Regions from separate parts of the Homo sapiens genome. Here region 2 is linked to region 1. A link is a contact called in ENCODE Hi-C or POLR2A ChIA-PET data. All regions are on one chromosome and are shown on one strand. The core of a region is the stretch at or near the end of the contact, and the rest is flanking DNA. Distances in the headings are between cores, read along the strand shown.

The links. A loop is a pair of places that touch in the nucleus more often than their neighbours do. ChIA-PET counts read pairs that join two places held with the same protein, here RNA polymerase II (POLR2A). Pooled maps may share reads with other maps.
Region 2: a loop to region 1 is called in a map of endothelial cell of umbilical vein, with 7 times the contacts of the local background. The contact joins two enhancer-like sites. A Hi-C loop is called at or near these places in 6 of 168 maps with a recorded cell type or tissue (CD14-positive monocyte, CD4-positive, alpha-beta memory T cell, CD8-positive, alpha-beta T cell and 2 more), 3 of 37 single-sample maps with no recorded cell type and 15 of 50 pooled maps. POLR2A ChIA-PET finds 5 or more read pairs at or near these places in 6 of 52 experiments (CD4-positive, alpha-beta memory T cell, GM12878, activated CD4-positive, alpha-beta memory T cell and 3 more).

The regions. Positions count from the first base shown.
Region 1 is chr18:75,069,670-75,072,369 of GRCh38, forward strand. No RefSeq gene overlaps it. Among named protein-coding and RNA genes, the nearest start is that of PTGR3, 140 kb to the right of the region's middle. RefSeq lists enhancers at 650-1,849, 710-1,210, 1,499-1,648. Within about 2 kb of position 1,447, at least 28 of the 41 ENCODE cell types and tissues checked have a DNase peak (open chromatin) inside an H3K27ac peak, as active enhancers do; they include CD14-positive monocyte, CD8-positive, alpha-beta T cell and endothelial cell of umbilical vein, where a contact is called at or near this core.
Region 2 is chr18:74,993,308-74,996,007 of GRCh38, forward strand. All of the region lies in intron 8 of ZNF407 (zinc finger protein 407), which reads left to right. Among named protein-coding and RNA genes, the nearest start is that of PTGR3, 210 kb to the right of the region's middle. RefSeq lists enhancers at 1,440-1,941, 1,942-2,441. Within about 2 kb of position 1,329, at least 10 of the 41 ENCODE cell types and tissues checked have a DNase peak (open chromatin) inside an H3K27ac peak, as active enhancers do; they include CD14-positive monocyte, CD8-positive, alpha-beta T cell and endothelial cell of umbilical vein, where a contact is called at or near this core.

The DNA of each region.
Region 1 (2,700 bases), core at 197-2,696:
TGAGAAAACAAAGAGGCCCAGCCCGTTACAGGCTGGGACACGTCGATGACTCTTGGCTTTCTTGGACTCTGGATCTGTAAAATCGACAAGGCAGAGGTGGGTCTTGAACCTCATGTTTGAGAAGTAAGCATGAGGGAAAGAACCTTCCACCCAAATGCCTACACCCTGCAGTCAGGACACAACTCTGCTTTTCTCTAGGCTGGACTCGAAGGATGCCCCCCTAAAGAGCTCACCAGCTGGAGACAGAAGACAGCCGTGGTCACAAAGCCCATTACCAGAATTAAATAAATCCGTTCTAAATCTCCCAGGCAAAGAATCATTTACTTCCTCCATGGCCCTGCATTTTCAATACCTTTTAATAAATTCTTTTAAAATGACCTAATTTCAACATGGCTTTCAACTTCATAAAAAGACAATTTATAACCAGGATAAACATGAACCTAGGACATGCCATTTCAGTCCTCTCCAGGATCTCACGTTACGCTTCAAATAACTTTTTAAGTGGAAGAATAAAAACCAACACAAAGTCAAGGTTTGTTTTTTAATTTCCACATTGAGCTCTGGTTTGAGCCTGAGCTTTCCAAGGCTGATCTGGGCTCCCTGCTTGTCCCGCCGGCGTCGGGCCCCTCCTGTGCAGGAAGCCGTCAGGGAGCCCCAGTTAGGAAGGGATCTCCCAGAGCAGGGCCACCTCTGTCCTCGCCTCCACTGCGCCACAGAGCCCCAGCAAATCTGCAGAGCTATCATGACTGATCTGTAAATAGGGCCATAACCCACGAATACAGTCTACCCCCAGTCTGGGCTCCCCTCTTTCACCTGTGCTCCTGCCGCAGTTGAAGGAGATAGAAGACGTTTTCATATCAGGATTGCAACATACGGCCCGTGGGAGAGGATGGTGATCCTAACCTATGCCTGGAAACGACGCTGCGAGTGACTTTTCTGGTAAGGGTCGGGACTCACAGTGATTGTCCAACGCGCAGTCTCTCACCCGTATTCAGAATGTCCTGGGAAACAGGCGGGGCTCTGGCTACGAGGCCACATATGTCCCACCTCCCCTGACCCCCCGCATGTCACAGGGCTCAGGTGCCTTTTCCTTTATCTCTAATTCCAGCTGTAAGCTCATGCCCCTGCACACAGCCTCTGCGTGTTCATCTTCAGGCCCTGAGCTTCTTGTGCAGCTAGGTAGGCGCTCAGCAAGTTACTTTAAATGGGTGGATAAATACATGGATTGTCAATTCGTCATCAGTTTTTCCTGTTTGCTTACTCACCTTCCTCTCTGTTGGTTTAGTCATAATGTTCTCAAATAACAAAAGCCTTTGGCAGGAATTGAATCAGATGAATGCACCGTGAACACACTGTCTTTTGGTCACGCTGGTTCAGAGCACGTCCCTCTACCTACTTCCACCTTTTTCAAAAACATTTCTTGATGAGCAGGGCCCTGAGACCAAACTTCACGGCAGACGCTGGATCTGAGTCACACTGTCTTGTCATGTGTGGTCAGGTGACCTGCAGCTTCCACCAGCAGGAAGAGATGCTGGGAGAGGATTTCCTCTTCACTCGCAGTCATCGTCATCTGAAGGGAAGCCTGCAAGTTCGTTCTGTTTCTAGTAAGATTTGTCTTTGCTTATGTCCTGGCTTCTTCCTCGCCCTGCAGACTTGGGCCAGTGCTGTTCACTGCACAGTTATTCTTTCCTCGACGTGCCGTGCAGAGAAGGCTGGTGTTTTGGGTAGTCTTGAACAATGGGGACTTCCTCTTCTCTAGAGAGAGCTCTTTGACTATAGGCAGGAAATGCTGCACGGGAGCCTGGTTAGCAGGGGTGCTGTGGGCCCCGGGCTGCAGGGCCTGCTATGCATGCAGCAGCATCTCGTGACGGGTCATCTCCTGGTGCGTCCTGTGATGAAGCAGGTGCGCCACAAGCCAGAGAGGAGCACCAGAGGGGAAAATAACACCCTGTCCATCTGACTGCAGAAGGCATGCCCCTCACATCTCCGTGCCTCTGCAATCGAGACACAGCGAGAGTGTCTCAGATGTAACGAATACCATAAATCTGTGTAAAGCAAGTCCTGGGGGAAGAAGAAGTATGGGGTCTCCCTTGGAAAGGACAACAAATATGCCACAGAATGGCACCCAGCACCCCTGAGGTGAGCCCAGCAGGCTGTGGACGGTGCTGAATTTCCAGTTACTTCTTAAGGCCTAAAGAAGATGGCTCAGCATGCTCCTGGCCTCTAATGCATTTGGAGTGGGGCAAAACACACACCTTCTCAGTGAGAGGGACTCAAGAGGTCCCAGAGGTGCAATCCTAAAATGGACAGGCTGCTCTTGGAGAAAAGGCGCCCTCCAGGCCTGGAAGACTCTAGCAGAGGCTGGTGGGCTCGATAGAGACACACAGTCTAGAAGGGCGTCCTCGCCGGGCCCGCCTGGCCCTGGGGCCACCAGGGCGTGTTCTGCAGTTCTGGGAAGCGGATCTGCTGACTGGGTCCTGAGCTGAGAACCGTGACTTCATTCCAGGCCTTCGATTTTATGAATAAGAGCTGGCCTCGAACTGCTGTGATGTCAGAGGAGTCACCTGTGCATCCTGAGGCTAGTGGGTCCTCTACAGAGTGAAGGCTGAGAATAGATAGACCCTAATATTAACACCAGCTCTAAGCCCTTTGATGATGTGAACAAGTCTCAGCGAGTGTCCGTGAATTGTTGAAGGAGAG
Region 2 (2,700 bases), core at 79-2,578, 76 kb before region 1:
TAGCAATAAAAATGAAGGCACTATGGATGCACTACATTATGGATGAGTCTCAAAAGTGTGCTAAGCAAAAGCGCAGACACAGAAGAGTGCACTCTGCAGTTCCACTCATTTCCCGAGCCGCAACAGGCAGTTCTCATCCATAGGGTTGTAAGCCAGAGCTGTGTTTTCCTGGGGCTGGGACAGGGGACCTCAGGAAAATTCTGAGGGTAATGAAATTATTCTATATCTTATTTGTGGTGGTGGTTACAAGGGTGAGTAGATGTGTCAAAACTCATTGAGCTATACACTTAGAAGTGTATCCAATTAACTGACTATAAATTACACTTCAGTAAGGTTGGTTTTAAAAAATGTTTGAAGCTAAACTGTTAAGAAACAAAAAAATACGCAGCGATTAAGTAATAGTTAACAGTGTTCCCTAATCTAAGGAAAGCTCGTCAGAAAACTGTATTTAGGGCTGGGCTTTAAATGGTTCAAATGGTGAACACTCCTTTGGGTATAGGATATGGAAAAATACTTTGTAATTTAAGATGCAGAAAAACAATTTGAATCAGGTAAGCTCTCATTTAGGAACATTCTTCTAAATGACTGGCGTGTATTTTAATAAGTGACTGAAGTGTGAGAGACAAAGACTGGTGCACTATTCCAGAATAAAGGAGATTCACAGACACGCCACATAATGCTGTGGTCCGGTTTGGACCCTGCGCCAGAATTTCTTCTTCTTTTATCTGTTTTGCTATAAACCACATTGTTGGAACATCTAATGAAATTAGAATAAGGTCTGTAGATTGGAGAATATTAGTGTATCATTTTTAAATCCCACAGTTTTGTGCATTGTTCTGTGGCTGTGTAAGAGAAGGTCCTTGTTCATAGGAAGCTCACAAGTATTCATGAGTAAAAGAGCATCAGTTCTTCAGCTTACTCCCAAATGGCTCATAAAAAAAAAATGTGTATATATAGAAAGAGTAGATAAATGCTGTAAAACATTTACAATGAGATAAAAGTATAAGAGAGTAGTTCTTTGTGCCATCCTTGCAACTTGTAAATTTGACATTATTTCCGCTTAAAAAGTTACAAAAAATAAGATCAAGATCCAGGTTGTGTCAAAGGGCTGTTTGCTGAAAAGCATGCAAATTTCCTGTGAGGAAATAACTGGGAAGAGCCACAGAAGTGATGAAAATGAACATTTCCAGAGAAATTGTGTCTGGAAAGTCTGCATCCTTGTTTAAAGCAAACAGTCAGGAAGGAGGCCAGTGGCAGAAGGGGAGGCAGTTCGACCCTGAATGTGGACTGTCCCTGCTGGTGTGTGTCCATCTGTGCAGAGAGCAGGGCTCATGTTTAGATTCTCAAACGGTAGGGAGTATTACAGTGCAGTTCACTTTGGACACGTGTCCTATGACCAGGAAACCATATGCAAAAGACGGCAGCGGCACTCAGGACCCAGCGACAGGAAGAATAGATGATGGAAAGGGCCGGGGAGGGCACTCGTGGGCAGTGAGCGGCCACAGCACAGTGTGGACAGAATTCTGGGAGTGACTTTGAAGACAGAGTTGAGATTTTTTTCTACAATTGATGAGGGTGGAAGAAGTTTATTATTGATTTATCAACTATCTAGACATAAAAGCAACGAAATTTCAAGGAGACGAAATGGTGTCCAAATGTTAGAGAAGTGACAAGCCGTGGTTCTGCAGCTGTATTCATTTTAAGCAGGCTAGAAATCTTTACTCAATGTATGTATTTTCTTTCTCTGACTTCCTGTGTGAAAAAACAGTTTGACACCCTGAAATGACTCACATCCTGAATATGTTGCTAATTGAATATTTATCGAAGGCTGACTTATATTTGCAAATTCATGGAATGTAAAGGACAGTGGAGCTAGATCTGCGTGACTGCAGGGGCAAGTGTGAACGGCAGGGCCTGGCTTGGGCGATTTGAGTGTGCCAGGAGCCGTGGCACCTTAGGGCTAAAGGAGACCACATCCATGGTAAACAGCATTCTGGATGCTGTGTGGAGAGTGGCCAGAGGGTCACAAAAGGGGCAGCCAAGAGACAGGTTCAGAGACTACTGCAGTAACCGAGCTGAGGGTGATTCGATCCTACACTGGGTTGCAGTGTGGGTGGACCAGTTGTGAAGTGGGCAGGTTCTAAAAAAAGCATTAGGCTATCAAAGAAACCTTAACACTGATCCTCACAGAAAATAGTATTTTATTCGCTTCCTAAATTATTTTGCTGACCGTGCTGTTTGTAGCTCTGGGTCAGCTCTGTCTCACTGTGCATTTGTTATATTTCTTTTTTCTTTCTGTTTTCTAGATTATTATCAATGAAGTCTTAATCTTTTTTAATGAAATCATTTGGAAGAGGCTTTGGTGGGAGAGGCAGAAGGGAGGGTGACAATGCTGGGCCCTTCCTCTGTCTTTTTCTGGGCAGTTCATTCGGCTGTGCTCTGAGGCTACCATTTCTTGTTTAAGAGATACCGAGGGACTTGTGCTTGGCTCTGCTTTTTTCCTTAGACAACTTTGTGTTAGATCAGGGAAATCTATATGCATTCAGAGTGAGTGGTTTTGTTATTTTTACTTTGAGAATTTTTAGAATTGTTAGAAGCTTGGGATTATAAGGCCATGTATTCTTAATATATTAAAATTCAGTTTTAACCACTGTGATGTGAATACATGGTCTTTGGAAGCTTTTAAAGTAAATTCTTTCA